Regions from separate parts of the Homo sapiens genome. Here region 2 is linked to region 1. Evidence: chromatin loops called from intact Hi-C (ENCODE). Cell type or tissue: HCT116. All regions are shown on one strand. Each heading gives the region's core, and the rest is flanking DNA. Links, peaks and the distances in the headings are about the cores only. Region 1 overlaps GRAMD1B (GRAM domain containing 1B). Region 2 holds the start of LOC124902777 (a long non-coding RNA gene).

Evidence for each region. Hi-C counts contacts between places; a loop is a spot of excess contacts. Peaks named below come from ENCODE experiments on the same cell type or tissue, not always from the same donor. Only the 100,000 strongest peaks of a DNase experiment are listed, where the experiment ranks them.
Region 2: it touches region 1 in a loop (4-fold over the local background); 10 of 110 quality-filtered maps call a loop at or near these places.

Annotation. Positions count from the first base shown.
Region 1 is chr11:123,576,127-123,584,458 of GRCh38, forward strand. GRAMD1B (GRAM domain containing 1B) reads left to right here. Exons shown (of 20, transcript NM_001387025.1): 3 at 1,241-1,451; 4 at 8,186-8,206. Among named protein-coding and RNA genes, the nearest start is that of SCN3B, 74 kb to the right of the region's middle. RefSeq lists enhancers at 1-154, 155-654, 1,253-1,790, 4,075-4,684 and a silencer at 2,991-3,213. In HCT116, for the core only: CTCF peaks have their summits at 1,043 (motif pointing left) and 4,612 (motif pointing right); DNase peaks (open chromatin) are centred at 1,035 and 4,665; H3K27me3 peaks cover 849 bases.
Region 2 is chr11:123,632,907-123,641,238 of GRCh38, forward strand. SCN3B (sodium voltage-gated channel beta subunit 3) reads right to left here. Exons shown (of 7, transcript NM_001040151.2): 5 at 5,280-5,418; 6 at 1,215-1,300; 7 at 1-870. The coding sequence ends at 1,237. LOC124902777 (a long non-coding RNA gene) reads left to right here and starts at 5,633. Exons shown (of 2, transcript XR_007062929.1): 1 at 5,633-5,714; 2 at 8,061-8,332. In HCT116, for the core only: a CTCF peak has its summit at 8,235 (motif pointing right); a DNase peak (open chromatin) is centred at 8,220; H3K27me3 peaks cover 3,319 bases.

The sequences.
Region 1 (8,332 bases), core at 102-8,101:
TTTTGCTGAAAGGGGCATGGTTTTCATTGCAAATGGGGCCAATGGGACATCTGAGGTCACAGCTGCATCTTCATGCAAATGACAGTGTCCCCAGCCCTGCACCCCACTCCCCGAGGGAAGGCTGGGATGCAGCCTGCAGGGGGGTCCAGGGTGTTCCTGAAGCCTGACCCAGCTGAGAGGCTGCTGAGCAGGTGGGCAGGACACCCCAGCAGCCCCGTGCAGGCTTTCCAATCTCACATTTCCTTTCCTTCCCATTTCTGCTGGCACTTTCTACTTAGCCTCTCCCTTTCTCCATCTCTTTCCTTTCTCCACTCTCGGAAGCAAAGCAAACATTCAACTGCATTCAGTTTCTCTCTCCCTTCTGTCTCTCATCTCTTCTTCTAGTCCATTGAAAACGGAAGTGAAATATCAAATAGTCAATATTTTATTTGCAGCTTATAAGCCTTGATGTAAGTGGATTTGGTCCTGTGGGAAGTACAAGGTACTTATTGGGAATAAATGTTGGGGTAAGGGAATATGGAATGTGAGAACTTCGGCTGTGTGCATCTTTACCCTGGGCAGAGGAAGCAGGAACCCACATGGCTTCCTTACAAGGAAATAATATGGTGTGGGTGAGTTACAAATCAGAAGAGCTGCACTTTGTTTCTCTCAACAGTGGGCATTTAGCTTCCCTCTGTCAGGCACTGGTCTTCATTTTTTAACATAGGGATTATGGTACTTGCCATTACTCCCTTGGTGGAATGTTTTAAGAAATAATGCGTATGTGAAGGCTGTGAAAAATAGGATTGTAATTGTTATTTTCATGAACAAAAATATCTGAACAAAATATAGAAGCTTTGCATTTGCAGTATGTATAAAATGAGCTGATTGTATTGGATGGTCTCCAGTGAGCCTTTCAGGTATTAAATTCTATATGCCCCAGACAATTTTTGGCATATAATAGGGGCTCAAACAATAACAGGTTGGACGGACGGATGGACGGATGCATGTCTAGATGTCGATTGCCCGTTGGCTCGTGCGTCTGTGTCCACATGGGCACTGCTGCCCTCCCGTGGCCAACGGCAGTATTACGGTGCGGCAAGCCGCAGCCTGGGCCCCTCTCTCCCGGTTTCTCCCCAGCCCCTCACCTGGCTCCCTGAGCTGGCTCCTTTGGGCTTGTCCTTGGCCTCGATCACTGACTGCCTGCCTTTCCTCCTCCTTCTCTTTCCACCCCGCTCCCTCTCTCCATCTGCCGCTGCAGCACTGCCAGTAACTCCAACCGCAGCACGCCGGCCTGCTCGCCCATCCTCCGGAAGCGGTCTCGCTCGCCAACCCCGCAGAACCAGGACGGAGACACCATGGTGGAGAAGGGCTCAGATCACTCCTCGGACAAGTCCCCGTCCACACCGGAGCAGGGCGTGCAGCGCAGCTGCTCCTCCCAGTCCGGCCGGAGCGGCGGCAAGAATTCCAAGGTGAGCGGGACCCCGTTGAGGCGGTACCTCCTTGTCAGGGGCTGCGGGGAGCGATATTGGGGTGGTGAGCCGGAGAACATCTGCGAGGGTCCTCACGTGATGAACAGCCCTGATGGCTCAGAGACAGTCATTATCCAGTGAGGTGAGGCGGGGCAGGCAGGAGAGACCCTAGTTAAATATCTTCCCCGCTAAGCATTCTTGGTGGGCTGGGCGAGGTAGGGAGGCTCATATTTTTTTTTTTTAGATTTGGAGGGGAGACGCTCTGGGAATCATTAGGGGGTCATCTGCTTATTCCTGCTACCGTTTTCAAATTTGGTTCCTAGAGCCGGGGTAGAAGGCAACATTATTTGGGACATTATACTGCTAGGGAGAGTCCTCAGGGAACCTTGCAGAATGCTATTTTTAACCTCCTCCCCGGCCATCCTTCCTGCCTTACCTTTGCACTAATCCACTTGGTACTCACCTGGCAGAGAGGAGGGTGGCAGGGCCTTTCCATCCTCCCAAGGATGTCAGGACTGCCCCCTGAGTACCGGGGCCCTTGGCCCATGGATATGCCTAAAATAGGCCCCAGGGGGGCCTGGGCTAATTATGGTTCCCCAGAGATGTCTTCCCCACCCTCGGTCCTTTGGGGAGCAGGAGATGTCTTTGCCCAGGGTCTCCTTCAGGAAACTTCTCTTCACCCTGGGACCCCCAGGGCCTGGGAAGGGGTTGGGGACCCCTGGGAGGCATGGGAGCTGGCTTCCCACTTGAATTTGTCTTTTGATTTCTTGTTCTTCCTCTCCTCTTCTTCCCCACCATTTCCCAAATACCTTCTTTGCATGCATGGTCTTAGTCTCACAAGCGCCTCTCAAAAGTAAGCCATCTTTTGTCTCTGTCCTTTTATCTCCCCTCTAGTGTCGATCTGTCTGTAGTGCTCAGCACCCCCTCCCTCTGGCCCTGCCGATTCTGGCCCTTATATCCTGCTTGGTCCCTTTCCCAGAAGGGCCGGCCCCACTGTCCCCCGGCAGGCTGGCTTGGAAGTCATTGAAGGCCCATTTTCACTGCACCTGATGTCGGAGAACAGACCCTCCCCCACTCCCGACCCTGCACCCATGTCTGCCTGCTCCCTGGACACTGCCTCTGGCTGGGAGTTTATTCCCTCCTTACATGGTGCGGTCGAGAAACAGAGCCCTGCCTGGCGTTAGTTTCATTCCTTTGGGGCAGGAGACCCCATCTGGTTGTACTCCAGGCCCCTCCCCTTTGGTGGTTGATTCTGGATTGCCCAGCAGTGGTGAGTGAGGATGGCAGGAGGGCTGCGCTGACTGGGGGGCAGGGGTTCAGGTCGATGAGTTCATTGGTGCAGCAGCCACGCCCTCAGGAGCTCTGCCTGCGTACTCTGTTCCTCCCCACTCGAGAGCTGCTCAACCTGGGCACCCCTTAGCATTTCTAACCACTGCCCAGACTGGGGTTCATGGTGTGCTTAGGATCCTGAATCATGATCAGAGGGGAAAGCTGTTCTCCCAGAGGGTGGGGTGCCCATGCCTGGAGGTTGGCAAACATTGGCAGAACCTGGAGAGATGTGGCCAGTGCCAGAGTCTTTCCCGGGAGCCCAGGAATTCTGAGGCCACAGGAGAACGTGCAGCGAGTGGAGGGTGAGCGATAGGTGTTGTGGAACAACAAGGCCCATGGGGCAAGGAGGTGGGATGCAGCCCGAAGAAGGGGAAGCCGAGGATGACTTAATAATAGTCCCAAGTCTCTCCGTGCTTTGGGGAGGAGGAGGGTGAACAGCTGTTCCCTTTCCTAAGGGAAGCACAAGGGGCGACACGGCTAATCCTGTAGTCTGTGATCTTTAGACTAAATGCACATCTTGGCTGTGAGGATTTTAAATGGCCGTTCCTGGCTGTGGACAGGGAAGGAGGAACTTTACCTGGAGCGAGGAAGCCAGCAGGAGATCTCTGTGGGCTCCAGCGGCTCGGCAGGTGCAGGCATATCTGATATCTGGGAATGGGGTTTTGAAATGCCCTGTGGCAGCCCCCTCTTGAGTGCCTCCCACCTCTGGCCTGGTTGATGTGGGACTAGTGGGTGCTCGAGGCTCAGCTGGCAAGAGGGTGGATATGGCCTGACAGGGGCATCAGGCTCCCCACTCCCTGCTCCTGCACACTTTTCCATCCAGATTCTGTACACCCTAAGCCTGGCTCTTGAGTAGTTGGGGATGTTCTGTAAGCTCCGAGGTAGGATAAATCATTTGAGTGGGGCAGCCAGGACAGGCGTCAGGGACCAGGTAGAATTCTGAGTGGGGTTTTGGAGATGCTAAAAGGAGACATAATGAAGGGACTGAGAGCTGAGCAGGAATCAGGGGCCAAACTGGGCCTTTTCATAGGAACTGAGGAGGGAGGTGCTGGGGTGAGTGCAGGTCTCCTTTCCCCTGGGAGATTGGGTGGACGCCATGCCCATCCCTGGCAGACACATTCTGAGTTTTCTGACATTGGTTACCCACTTCCCCACCTCATTCTCCCACTGATCATTGCCATCGACACTTGCCCTGCCATCCTTTCAATGGAGTTAAAAGAGGACGGGCTTGTGCCAGGAGGGACACTGTAGCATCCCACGTGGAGCTGGGAGCCATTGCATTGGCCTGGGACGTGCATGTGCAGGACACACAGACTTCAGAAGAGGAACACAAGAACCAGTAGGGGAATTAGGTTCTTTGAAGGCCAGGGCCTGAAGTAGATGGTGCGGCAAAAAGAGGAGGTTCTGGTAGCGGGATGGGGACATGCCCCTCCCCGTGGAACATCTTCTGGGGTTAATCACATGTCTTCCCAGCAAGCCATTTCATAGCTGTTTTTACTGATATTGTTGTAGCTGGTCCACCTCACTCCCTGTCTCCTGGCCACCCCTAGAGGACACCATGCCTTATATTTTTTGGGCAAGCTGGCCAGTGCCTCTGCTTCTCCCTGGGGTCAGGTCCCATGCACGGTGTCTTTCTTCCCTTCTCTGGGCCTCAGTTTCCTCATTTGCTACTATGTAGGCATGGCACCAGGTGATCGCTAAGGCCCGACCCCTCTGGATCCATCATTGTGCTGTCCAGGCCGACCCTCCTAGGTGCAGTCCGGCCCCAGCACTTCCCTCCCAATGAGTTTGTGCTACCGCCCAGCTTCCGCTCTGTAGTGACAGCCTGTGGCCACCAGAGGGAGCGAGGGGCCGTTCTGCCGCTCTCCCACCTGCCCTGAGGGCGCTATGCAGCAGGTGCGGCAAAGCGCGCCTCCTCCCGCCCTGCTGCACACCTCCCCACCGCGGTGCGGGCATCGCGCTGGCGCTGTGGCACTGACCCTTCTTTGACTTTCCTTTTTTTTTTTTTTCAAATCTAATTTTTGTGGTTTTCTTTCCAGTATGACAGACTTAACCTGATCAAAGTAAGAATTGTTTTTTATTTCTAACTCCTACTAAATGTAGAGCTCTCCTAGTCCCTGCCCCCCTACCTCCTCCACACCCCGCACCTTACTTAATCTTCCAGACTCCCGGAGCCTTCGCGGTGGGAGATGTTTCTGGAAACCACCTCCCAGTAACCTGGGTCTGTTTCCAGGGGCCTTGCATTCCTTTAAGTGCTTGCTCTTCAGACCTTCTAGGAAAAATGATAGAAACGAGCATGTCCCCAACAGCTGTGTCTTTGTCCTGACTCCCTTCTTCCTCTTTGGCCAAATCCATGTGTTTATAAGCTGTCAGAGAAGGCTCCACTGCTGCTCCCTGGTTCTGTGCCTTCCTTCCCTCTGGCCTGGTCCTCCAGGTAGGGGCGCTACAGCAAACTAAAGCCAGAGGATGAGGGACGCCCCTTCTCACCCCCAGAGGCCGGCAGCTCCTCTGACTTCCCTGCCCCTGTGGGTCTGGGTCCTTCCCGTCTGGCAGAGCCTTTGGGACTCATTTCCGGGAATGCAGAACCACGGGGATTGAATGTGCCTCTGGGCAGAGTTCAGGGACCCCTGCCCACAGTGGACAGGCTCGGGGGCTGCTTTGGACGTGGCTGGAGGGGGGACCCATTTTTCCTGTGGCCCCTCAGTGGCAGCAGGTAAGAAGCTGCCTGGAGATTGCTGGTTCAGGGCAGAGCCTCAGCACAGTCCTACTCCTTGGTATGTTTCACGTTTCTTTTCAGTTCTTTAGTACATGTTCTTACCCACGCTTTACAAAAGAGCAAACATTAGATATAAGAGCATCACAGATCAGGTTAAAGACAGGACTGGCTTCCCTGCCTGAGGCTGTGTGTGACCCTCACACTTTGTTCCACATAGATTTGGAAGGCACAAGCGCCGATGTGCCAGCCCATGCAAAGGGACCATCTGCTTCTGTCTACCTGGGGCAGGAGGGAGCCCCGTGCAGGAGGAGTCACAGGCATCCGGGGTCCCCCTGTCAGCCCATGTTCCTGTTGCCCCCTTTCCTCCCAGCGTCTTACACGAAGGTCACGGCATTGAGACGAGGAGCTGGGAGCTTGGGAGATGGTTTCTCCGTTGTAAAGCAGGGATCTCGTGACCTGGGTTGCATTTGAGGAAGCACAAGGAGACTGTGGGGCTGCTGGGGCCGGCAGCTCCCAGAGCGCACCTTCCTACTGCTGGGAGGTGTCTTTTGTAATGAACATCTGCACAGCCTCTTGCCCTGTGGGCTTCGGATCAGGGCTTCTGTGTGAGGACGCAGGAAGTGAGCCATCCCTAGGCGCAGACGCCAGACGCAGCCTGCTTGCCCCATCCACCCCCTCCAGAAGGGGGTAGCCTTGGCTGCAATGCCTAGAGGCGAGTTTTCAGGTCCCGGACTCCCATGTGGCCGCACCTTTGTCAGGAAAAAATAGTTTTTAATATTTGGATTTGGGCCCTTTACCTGCTGAGACCTCTGAATTGGAGGTGGGGATGAGGCTAAGATGGGAGGGTGTGGCCTCTGGATGGACCGTGGTGACAGGTTGGGAAGTGACCCTGGAGAGCACCTTGCAGAGGGGGACTGGGAGCCTTGCTACTGGCCTCTAGTCACATCCTGGCCATCGAGGGCATGTGTGAGGACGAAGCTGCTCAGAAGCAGCCCCACCCACGCGAGGCCCCTCAGCCCCCTCCAGCTCCTCTGTGGACTGGTTTCACTGTGGGGGGTGAAGGTGGACCGTCTTTACAGAGTTCAGGTGGAATGGGGGAGATAGATCACATGGCCACTGGTCATCACCGCGGGCACACACCCACCCTTGTGCGTAGTCGCTTCCTTCCCTCTAGACACAGCAGACATTCGAGGACCATGGCTACTCTTGTCTGCCCTTCTGGGTTGGGACGCTTTAACACCAGGTGGAGGGGATCCAGACCTCTGGGTGGAGCTAAGGTATTGATCTGTGAGCAAAGCTCCCCCACCCAGCGATCCCTAAAACTGAAAATAATCTAAGCTCCACCGAGAGATGGAGCTTAGGCATGTGTGTGTGTGCATGCGCAAGTGTGTGCGTGTGTATGTGTGTGAATGTATGTGTGTATATATGTGTGTCTCTGTATATGTGTGTGTCTCTGTGTGTATGTATGTGCCTGTGTGTATATGTGTGTGTATATGTGTGGTGTGTGTGCATGTGCACATGTATTTGTGCATGTCTGCATGTGTGGGTGGTGTGTATGTGTTTGTGTATATGTGTGTGTACGTGTATTCGTGCGTGTGTGGTGTGTATGTGTGCATGTCTGTGTGAATGTGTGTGCACATGCGCATGTGTGTGTGCATGTGTGTGTGGTGTGTGTGAATGTGTGTGTGCACGTGTGGATGTGTGTGCATGTGTGTGGTGTGCACGTGTGCATGTGTGTATGTGTGTGTGCACGTGTGTGGTGTGTATGTGTGCGTGTGTGTGTGTGTCTGTGTATATGTGTGTGTACTTGTGTATTTGTGCGTGTATGTGTATGAGTATGTGTGTGTATATGTGCACACAAGCTTGTCTATCTGCGTGTCCATCTATCTTTCAAGGGGGATGTACATGAAGGACTACTGGCCATAGGGCTTGAAGACAGACAAGGCACGATCTTAGCTATCCCTCCTGTTCCCCTGAGACACATTCAGGTCCCCTTCCTCCTGGGTCTGGGAATGGAGAACACTTAAGTTCTGGAGCTGGGGTGGGGTCTGTTTTGCTTGTTCTGAATTATGGCACCACTGGGTTGGAATGGACCCTTAGTGATTATGTGCTTCAACCTCCTGCCCCACGCAGAACCCCCAGGCACTCCCCGACCATTGCAGTTTAGGTACAGCCCATTTTTTGGCGCAGGAGGGATTTACTCACCCGCCTGCTGAGAGTGCAGTTGGAGGGAGTTTTAGGTAGTCCCCTTTCTACCTCGAAAGTGTCCCACCCTGCCTTTTACAGGGGGCTGTCTTAGAGCAGAAGGCTGGGTTGGCCGCCATCAGCATTTTGCTTCTGGTCAGGGCCCATTTGGGGACTGGGTCTCCAATGCCCACAGCGCGCCCCTCACCCCATCAGAACCTTGCGATGGGGCTCCGACTCCCTTCCGGTTGAGCTCTAGCTGGTGCTGCCGCTGCCTGCCACCCCGCCCGCGGTGGGCTTCCAGCATGGACTGCTCCCGGGCCTCCTTTCTGGAACTGCCTTGAGAAAGGAGGACCCCTCCTGAGCAACCACATGGGAAGCATTCAGCTGCATTTGGACCCCTCCTCCCTGCCCACCCTCCGCTGTCTGTGTGCCCTTCCCCCTGGCCCTTCCCCCCATTTCTTCCCTGACTAATTCTACCTTCTCTTTCATTTTCTCTTTTCAGAAAAGCCAGAGTTGGTATAATGTAAGTATTCCTGTTTCCCTTCTTGTTGGGTACCTGAGAAATGGGAGGGGGAATGGAGGTTGGGGGAAGGGGTGTGGGGTGCGGTTGGGCTTTCCTGTGGGCTTCTTTCCTTGGCAGCCCCTTTGC
Region 2 (8,332 bases), core at 302-8,301, 57 kb after region 1:
GCCCTGTATGAGTCTTAGTTGCCTCCTGTATGTAAAATGAGGAATAATACTGGTGCACAGAAATTTTGAGAGGAAGAACTCAGGAATTTCAGTCCTAATGCCCAGGTGGTGTGCCCACAGGGAGGGCACACATACATTATCGCAATAGGATCAGGAACGTGTCCAGAAACATGTTGCATGACTTTTTAAGAGCCACTTAAATTACCATTGGTCCTTCCCAAGTCTCCTGTCCTTGTCTTCTTGGAGGGAACCTTAGAGACCCATCAGGATCTAGCTCTGGAGTACTAAGCTCCAGAGAGCATGTTAGTCCATGCTTCAGGATCTTTCTGTCACTGGAGAACCTAGACAGGCGTGCTTCACTCTGATGCTGTAGCAAAGTGGGCCATGAACCTGACAAAACTGACTTCAGGGAATCCAAGTTCATGACACACTTTTGCTTTAACCCGAACTAATCACTCCTGCTTCCTTCTATTAAGACTTCCATTCTCTTGCAGTAATGGAGAATGAACCAGTTCCAGCCAGTTAAGGGCAGAGGGAGGTGCTAACTCCAGCACTTGTACAAAGTCATTTGGAGCACAGGGGAGAAATCCAGTTGGCTTTGGAGTGTCTTGTTGGAAAACTAGGAGAGGGTGAGGTTGAGTCTATGTAGAAATGTTGGCTTCTCAGTTCTGGCAGAGTCTTATGGTGCGTAGAGGTCTGATGGAGTTAGGGAGTCAGAGGTGAAAGCTCAGAGGCAGGTGGATGTATGGATGAATGAATGAACAGAACAATGGATGCATGAAGGGAAGCGATGGGGCCCTTGGGGCGCCCTCCTGATGCCATTGACATTGCTGAACATGGGATGTCCAGTCCCTCAGGTGTTCAGGCCACCTACCAAAGATAAAATAACTCACTGAGAATTTCCCACCCAGTCCAGCCCAGCCCAGCCCAAAAATTCTTTGACCAAAGAAGGGAGTTGGAGAATCCTGTGCCTCTGTTACCATGGGCAAGTTCAGATTGCCTCGACACTCAGGTCAAAGCAGTTCACCTTCCGAAGCGCTGACATCATACAGAGCTTTCTGACTTAAAGAATTACCCTGAGGGCGGGGACCCCAGGCAGGGTAGACAGTGACCTAAGGGACCAAATTTAAAGTCACTTCAGTTGTGGGCAACAAAGTCACTTGTACAACCTGCCATCCACATCTGCCTTCCCCTCCCATGTTCCTGTAGGTCACCTCATGTCACACTGCTCCTGTTCTATTCCTCCACTGGTACCGCAGAGTTCTCCTTGTTCTCAGATGGGATGGCAAGGTAGTCAGACCTATAGAGGACACAGGGAAAGGGAATCAGAGCTTCAGTGCCCAGCGTGGGAACACAAGATGGGGAAGGAGCAGGGCACAGGAGCAAGGATCTACAGAACAGCTCTGCATTTCCTTCTGCTGTGTTTCTCAAGAGAAAAACAACCTTTTCTGCAGATTAAAATAATCATTTCCCCCATATATGTACACGAACACCCACCAGGAGTGTATAGCTTCTCATTTATCCAGGTTGTCTTCAGCATTTAGTTAGATTATTATGTTGGCCAAGGCTCATGCCTCTAATCCCAGCACTTTGGGAGGCCAAGGCAGGAAAATTGCTTGAGCCCAGGAGTTCAAGACCAGCCTGGGCAACATGGTGAAACCCTGTCTCTACAAAAAATACAAAAAACTAGCCTGGCATGGTGGCACGTGCCTGTAGTCCCAGCTACTTGGGAGGCTGAGGTGGGAGGATCACCTGAGCCTGGGAGGTCGAGGCCATGATTGCACCACTGCACTCCAGCCTGGCAACAGTGAGACCATGTCTCAAAAATAAAATAAAATGTTGGTCAAAATGACAGCTGTGAAATTATATTTTATAGTTGTTTCACATGTTTACAGGCTATTTGGGTTTCTGCTTCTGAAATTTGTTCATCTGCTTTCCAGTTCTTCTGAGATCTTTGTCTTTTTCTCATTGATTTTCCTTTGATGCTTTCATGTTTTGACAATTTCTCCCAATCTCTTGTTTGTCTAGGAATTTTGCTTATGGAGTCTTCTAATGAACAGCTGATTCTTTACATATAATGTGATCAAAATTATTTTTCCTCTTGGATTTGTGCCTTTTGTATTTTATTTGGGAAATCCTCTCTATTGCATGGTGATAAAGAGAGTCTCTTATATTCCCTTAATGGAATTTTCAAGTTTGACATTTTACTTTGTGTTTAAATCCCCTCATAATTTATTTTGGTTTAGTATGAGAGATGGGGAATCTAATTTTGTTTTGTGTTTTTCTTTGTTTCTATATAGATTAGGAATTTTCCCTAGACCACTTACTGGGCAGTTCATTCTTCCTTCAATCACTGTAACGTCATCTCTCTCACATATCAGGTTTTCCTACATGCATTAACCTGATTGGTGGCTTTTTGTTTTGTTTGTCCATTTCGTATGCCTGTGCAGTATCACAAACTCTGTATTCTGATAGCTCTGTAAGAAACCTTCATCTGGCTGGGCGCAGTGGCTCACACCTGTAATCCCAGCACTTTGAGAGGCCAAGGCGGGTGCATCACGAGGTCAGGAGATTGAGACCATCCTGGCTAACATGGTGAAATCCCGTCTCTACTAAAAAAATACAAAAAATTAGCCAGGCGTGGTGGCAGGTGCCTGTAGTCCCAGCTACTCGGGAGGCTGAGGCAGGAGAATGGCGTGAACCTGGGAGGCAGAGCTTGGAGTGAGCCGAGATCGCGCCACTGCACTCCAGCCTGGGCAACAGAGCGAGACTCTGTCTCAAAAAAAAAAAAAGAAAACAAAGGAAACCTTCATCTCCGATAAGACAAATCCTACCAACCTCTTGCAAATTTACTGCTCTTTCTTTGAAATGGTTTAGACCGAGGGTGGGCAAACTGTGGCCTAAGAGCTAAGGATGGTTGTTTGCAAACAAATAGAAGAACAATACATGACAGGGACCTATGGCGCCTGCAAAGCCTAAAACACTTATTATCTGGCTGTCCCTTGGTTAAGACTATTTTTGGCTACTTAGCCTTCCATGTGACTTAATATCAGCTTATTAAGTTCTTTGAGAAATCTAATGGGCATTTTGATTGGGATTTCATTGAATTTGAAGATCAATTTGGGAGAAAATTGTTTACAATTGTGAGGTTTTACTCTCCATCTAGTTACGTTTAAAGTCTTTCAGTAAAGGTTTCTAACTTTTTCTTTAAATGTCTTGTATATTTTTGTCAAATTTATCCCCGGAACTGGGGAGTACTTCTTGCTATTGTAACTTTAAAAGCATTTTAATATTTTAAATATTTAAATTTGTTACTAAATTTGTTGCTGGAATATAGGTGATTTTTATATTTTGATTTCTATCAACAATTTTGTGGAATATTCTTCCTTGTCCTAATAGTATTTTTGTAGATTCTCTTAGGTATCCTATGTAAATAGTAGGTATAGATAATGATAATTTAGTTTCTTCCTTTCCAAGTCTTTTTCTTCCTTGTATTTACTTGGTCTTCACCTAGGATTTCCAACACAATATTGATAGAAACAGGGAGAGGCAGTCTCCTTGATATGTCCCTGATATTACAGGCACTTGAGGTTTCAACACATAGATGATATTTGCTGTAGGGTCTCTTAGTAGCTGCCATTTATCACTTTAAAGATGCTTGGTGTTTAGGTGTAGATGTATTTTATTCATCCTGCTCAGGGCATATTATGCTTCTTGAATCTGAAGAGTCATCCCTCCCTCAGCCGTTCTGTCTCTGAACACTGTCTCTCCTCCATTCTCTGTTCTATTCTGTTTTTTTTTTTTTGAGATGGAGTCTCGCTCTGTCGCCGAGGCTGGAGGGCAGTGCCGTGATCTCGGCTCACTGCAAGCTCCGCCTCCCAGGTTCACGCCATTCTCCTGCCTCAGCCTCCTGAGTAGCTGGGACTACAGGCACCCGCCACCATGCCCGGCTAATTTTTTGTAGTTTTAGTAGAGACAGGGTTTCACCATGTTAACCAGGATGTCTCGATCTCCTGACCTCATGATCTGCCTGCCTCGACCTCCCAAAGTGCTGGGATTACAGACGAGAGCCACCGCGCCCGGCCAAAATGATGCTTTCTTTATCAAACATTTCTAACTGGTAATAGCCTAGACTGTTTTCGGTTTGCCTCAGCAATGTTGCTAGAAATCTGTGGGTTTTTTCTATCTTTCCTTTCCCCAGACAACCAGCCAGCATGATCTCTTAAGACTCTTTGTTCTTACAGACCCCACCGTTTCTCAAATGTGCTCACCCTCAAGTGACTAGAGTCTCTGAGCAAATGGCTAAGGTACAGGCTGGACTTTAGAGGATTAGAGTCCCCACTCTGGACATCTAAGCGCTGCCAGGCTCTAGGGGAAATAACATGTTGCTTGGAGCTCCTTTGCTAGCAAAGGGCAGTGCCCAGATGGCCTGAGGAGCTCCATGGTATAAAGCAAACAGTTCAATGAGATAGAAAGAGCATGGACATTAGCACTAGAGAGACCTGGGTTCAAATCTCAGCCTTTCCTCTTACCATCTGTGTGCCTTGGTAAGCTGCTATGAGTCGGCTTGGCATTTACAGAACGGTTATAATAATGTTACTTTTTTGTTGTGTTTTTGGGCTTTTATTGTTGTTGTTTTTGAAATGGAGTCTCGCTCTGTCACCCAAGCTGGAGAGCAGTGGCACGATCTCAGCTCACTGCAACCTCCGCCTCCCAGGTTCAAGGGATTCTCCTGCCTCAGCCTCCCGAGTAGCTGGGATTACAGGTATGTGCCACCATGCCCAGCTAATTTTTTATACTTTTAGTAGAGACGGGATTTCACCATGTTGGTCAGACTGGTCTTGAACTCCTGACCTCAGGTGATCCTCCCGCCTCAGCCTCCCAAAGTGCTGAGATTACAGGCGTGACAGCCATCATGCCCAGCCATAATAATATTACTTTAACGGGTTGTGGTAGCAGCTGATGGTCTTTGCCTTAGTGGTTAAGTGTGCTGGCCAAGAATCAACAGGCCTGAATTCAAACATCACTTTGTTTCCTAAGTGATGTTTGAATTAAGCAAATGTTTAATTTTTCGTAATGAATTAAGAGTTTGCCTTAAGCCAACTCTCCGAAATTCAGTGTTCTCATCTGTAAAATGGGTATAATAATGGTGCCTATCTCTTAAGCAGTGATCATGAAGAGGGTGGAGGATGAATGTAAACTGCTTAGCACCTCACCTGTGAGAGCAAGCATTCTGAAGGTGCTAGCTTTCATTATTACTTTGGCATCTCTGGACTTACGCGTTTTCTTGGGCTGCCTCTTCGGCTTTTGAGACCTTTCTGTAGCAATATATCATCTCGATGAGCAGCCACAAGGTGAGGAAGACCAGAAGGATGTACATCATGATTTCTGAGACCACAGAGGTGAAGTCCTCTCCAGCTGAAAGAAAGAGAATGAGGTTCAGAATATGCAAATCCAGCAAACCTAGAGCCGTCATTGGAGCCATATTTTTAAGTACAGCTTAAATAAAGACTGAGTAAAGAAACTCAAGAAGATGTCAAAGGTATTCCAAATCCTGACTCTCCCGCCCATTGGCTTTCTCACTGACTGTCATCAGCTGCTCAGGAGCCAGGGAAGAGGGAGTGGGATGCCTGGAAGAAGTAGCCGAGCAGTGGAAGGAATCCTGGCCTCAAAGTGAGATATCTAGAGCTGGCTGTCCATTTTGCTATTTACAGGTGTGTAAACAACCATTTCCCTTACTTGAGACTCAGTTTCTTAATTTGTAGGTTGAGGATAATAACACCAGTCAGGGGTTTGTGAATATTACATTATCTAATGTATTTCAGAACATCTTGTGAGATTAAAAGTCTACACAGATGTAAGGAACATGCCTTATTTCAACTGCCTCTGTCTTTTGAGCTGCCGGTGGTGGAGGGTGGTATTCCTGGGGAGAGAGCGTTGGAAAACTCATTCAGGGCCAACAAAGACAGCCTCCATGAGATATGCGCATGTTCTCTACAAGTCTGGGTTAGAAACAAGACCTTCCAGGTCATCCAAAACCAAACATAAATATTGGAGGATTTAGTGTATCAACCGCATTGTCCCCAGGGCTGTACTTTTGAAACACAGTTAGGATCCTGCCATTTCCCTGCTGAAAACTCTTCAATGCTCCACACTCCCCTTAGGATGAAGCCCCAACTCTGTTCACGTGACATGCAAGGGCCTTCACAATCCGGGCTTTCTCACCTCATTTCCATTTGGTTGGCCAGAAAAACTTCTGCTACACACTGTGGTATGTTAGAATCTGTGAACTTTTCTTCCTCTTCCCTCTTCCTGAATTGTGTCTTTCACCCACGGCTAGTTCTGTGCTAATATCCTCTCCTGCTTTGCAGTCTCGCAGTAGTTCTAGATTCCTGTGAGGTCCCCTCCTTTGTGAAACCATCCCCAACTTCTCATGCGGAGCTATTCACAACCTTCTCCGTGCACTTTTCTTTTCTCTTTTTTTTTTGAGATGGAGCTTTGCTCTTGTTGCCCAGGTTGCAGTGCAGTGGCATGATCTCGGCTCACTGCAATCTCCGCCTCCCAGGTTCAAGCGATTCTCCTGCCTCAGTCTCCCAAGTAGCTGACATTACAGGCACCCACCACCATGCCCAGCTAATTTTTTATACTTTTAGTAGAGACGGAGTTTCACCATGTTGGCCAGGCTGGTCTCGAACTCCTCACCTCAGGTGATCCTCCTGCCCTGGCCTCCCAACGTGCTGGGATTACAGGCGTGAGCCACCGCGTCTGGCCTCCATGCACTTTTCTCATCCATCTGTTATAAGAGTTGTATTGTGCTTATCTTTCTTTTCTGTGGACTGTGTGCTTATTGAGAACATATTTATTTCTGGATTATCTGCCTGCTGTATAAATCTTAGAATATTTAAAGTGCTCAATAAGTACTTATTGAATGAGTGAAAATAAATATTATCTTATTTGTTTCATGATCAACAAAAAGGACCATTAAAACATACTACATGGCAGATATCCTGATATATCTACTCCTTGCTAGTGGGAGAAATGTTGTAGCCACCTCTCCCCTTGCCAGCTCTCAACAGCAAGTCAGATTTATGATCTGCAGTTATCCATTGGATCTAAGTCATCCCCAAGTCCTTGGTTGTTAAGAGCACAGCACAGCCTGCCATAACTTTCAGCCCAGAGAGCAGTCCGAAGGCTCCAGGATCACCCAGGTTTCCAACTGGAGCTAGAGGTCATAGATGCAGCGTGAGGCACATGAGAATGCCGTACAGCTCAAACATCTCACCGCCTTGCTACCACCTCGTGCATTATTTATGATTTGTTTGGCTTAAAGCATGCTCTCTCTTTCAAAATGCAGTAGCCCACAAATGGCAATACAGGAAGCTGTCCTCAGTATTTTTAGTTACCTCTAGGTGAAGAGGCCTCAGGTTTCTGCCTTAGGGCCAGGAGGTGACAGCCAAAGCCAGAATAAACCCAACTTGAACAAAGAGAACCAGGGAGACCTTGTGGGACCACAGGAATGGAGGAGATGTGGGGTTGATGGGCAGGTGTCATGGTGGGGTGGGTGCGTAGCTCTGAGCAAGATGAGGGCAGGGAGTATCTGATGTCACAGAGGCAAAAAAGAAAAAGTGGCAGGGGGTTGGGGTGGTGGGGGTGGGGAAAGAAACAGTGGAAAGCAAGCCCTCCAGACAGGCGAACAATCTGGATTTTCACCCTGCTTCCAGCGCGAATTTGCTGCACGTCCCTGAGCAAGCCCCTTGCTCTTGCAGAGAACTCTGTTCTCCCAGCCACAAAAAGAGGGGCACCAGAGCTACACCCTCCAATCACCTGGGGAGTCATCAACTTGCATATGACCTCACTCACCCCTGCCGATCTCACACCTGCAAGGGTGCTGCAGAGGTGTCTACATCTGGAGGACGCCAATGTGGGCGATTCTGATGTCTGCCCTTTATCCAGAGGCCCTGGATTAAATAAATGATATCCACGCTTCCTTCACACCCGACCATCCACGAGGCTCTGTGGCTCTGATAATAAACTTGTTTTTCCTTCTGTTTTTACCCGAGGCTTGCTCTGGTACCTGGCAGACGAACTAGCTCAGCCTTGCCACACTTCCCACCAGCTATGCACGAGGGTGTCTGGAGGCAAAAGCCCGAGAGAGCAGAGGTGGAGACGGCTGAGCACTGTGCTAAGGTCTGGCGGGCACCAACCAAAAGTTCCAGATGGTGACCAGGAGAGGGCGCCAGGGCCCCACCCCCCAGAGGAAAGGCGTGTAACAAACGGGGGATAAAGGAACTTCAGAACAGGGGAGTACCTCAGAGAGCCCCCCGCCAACCCC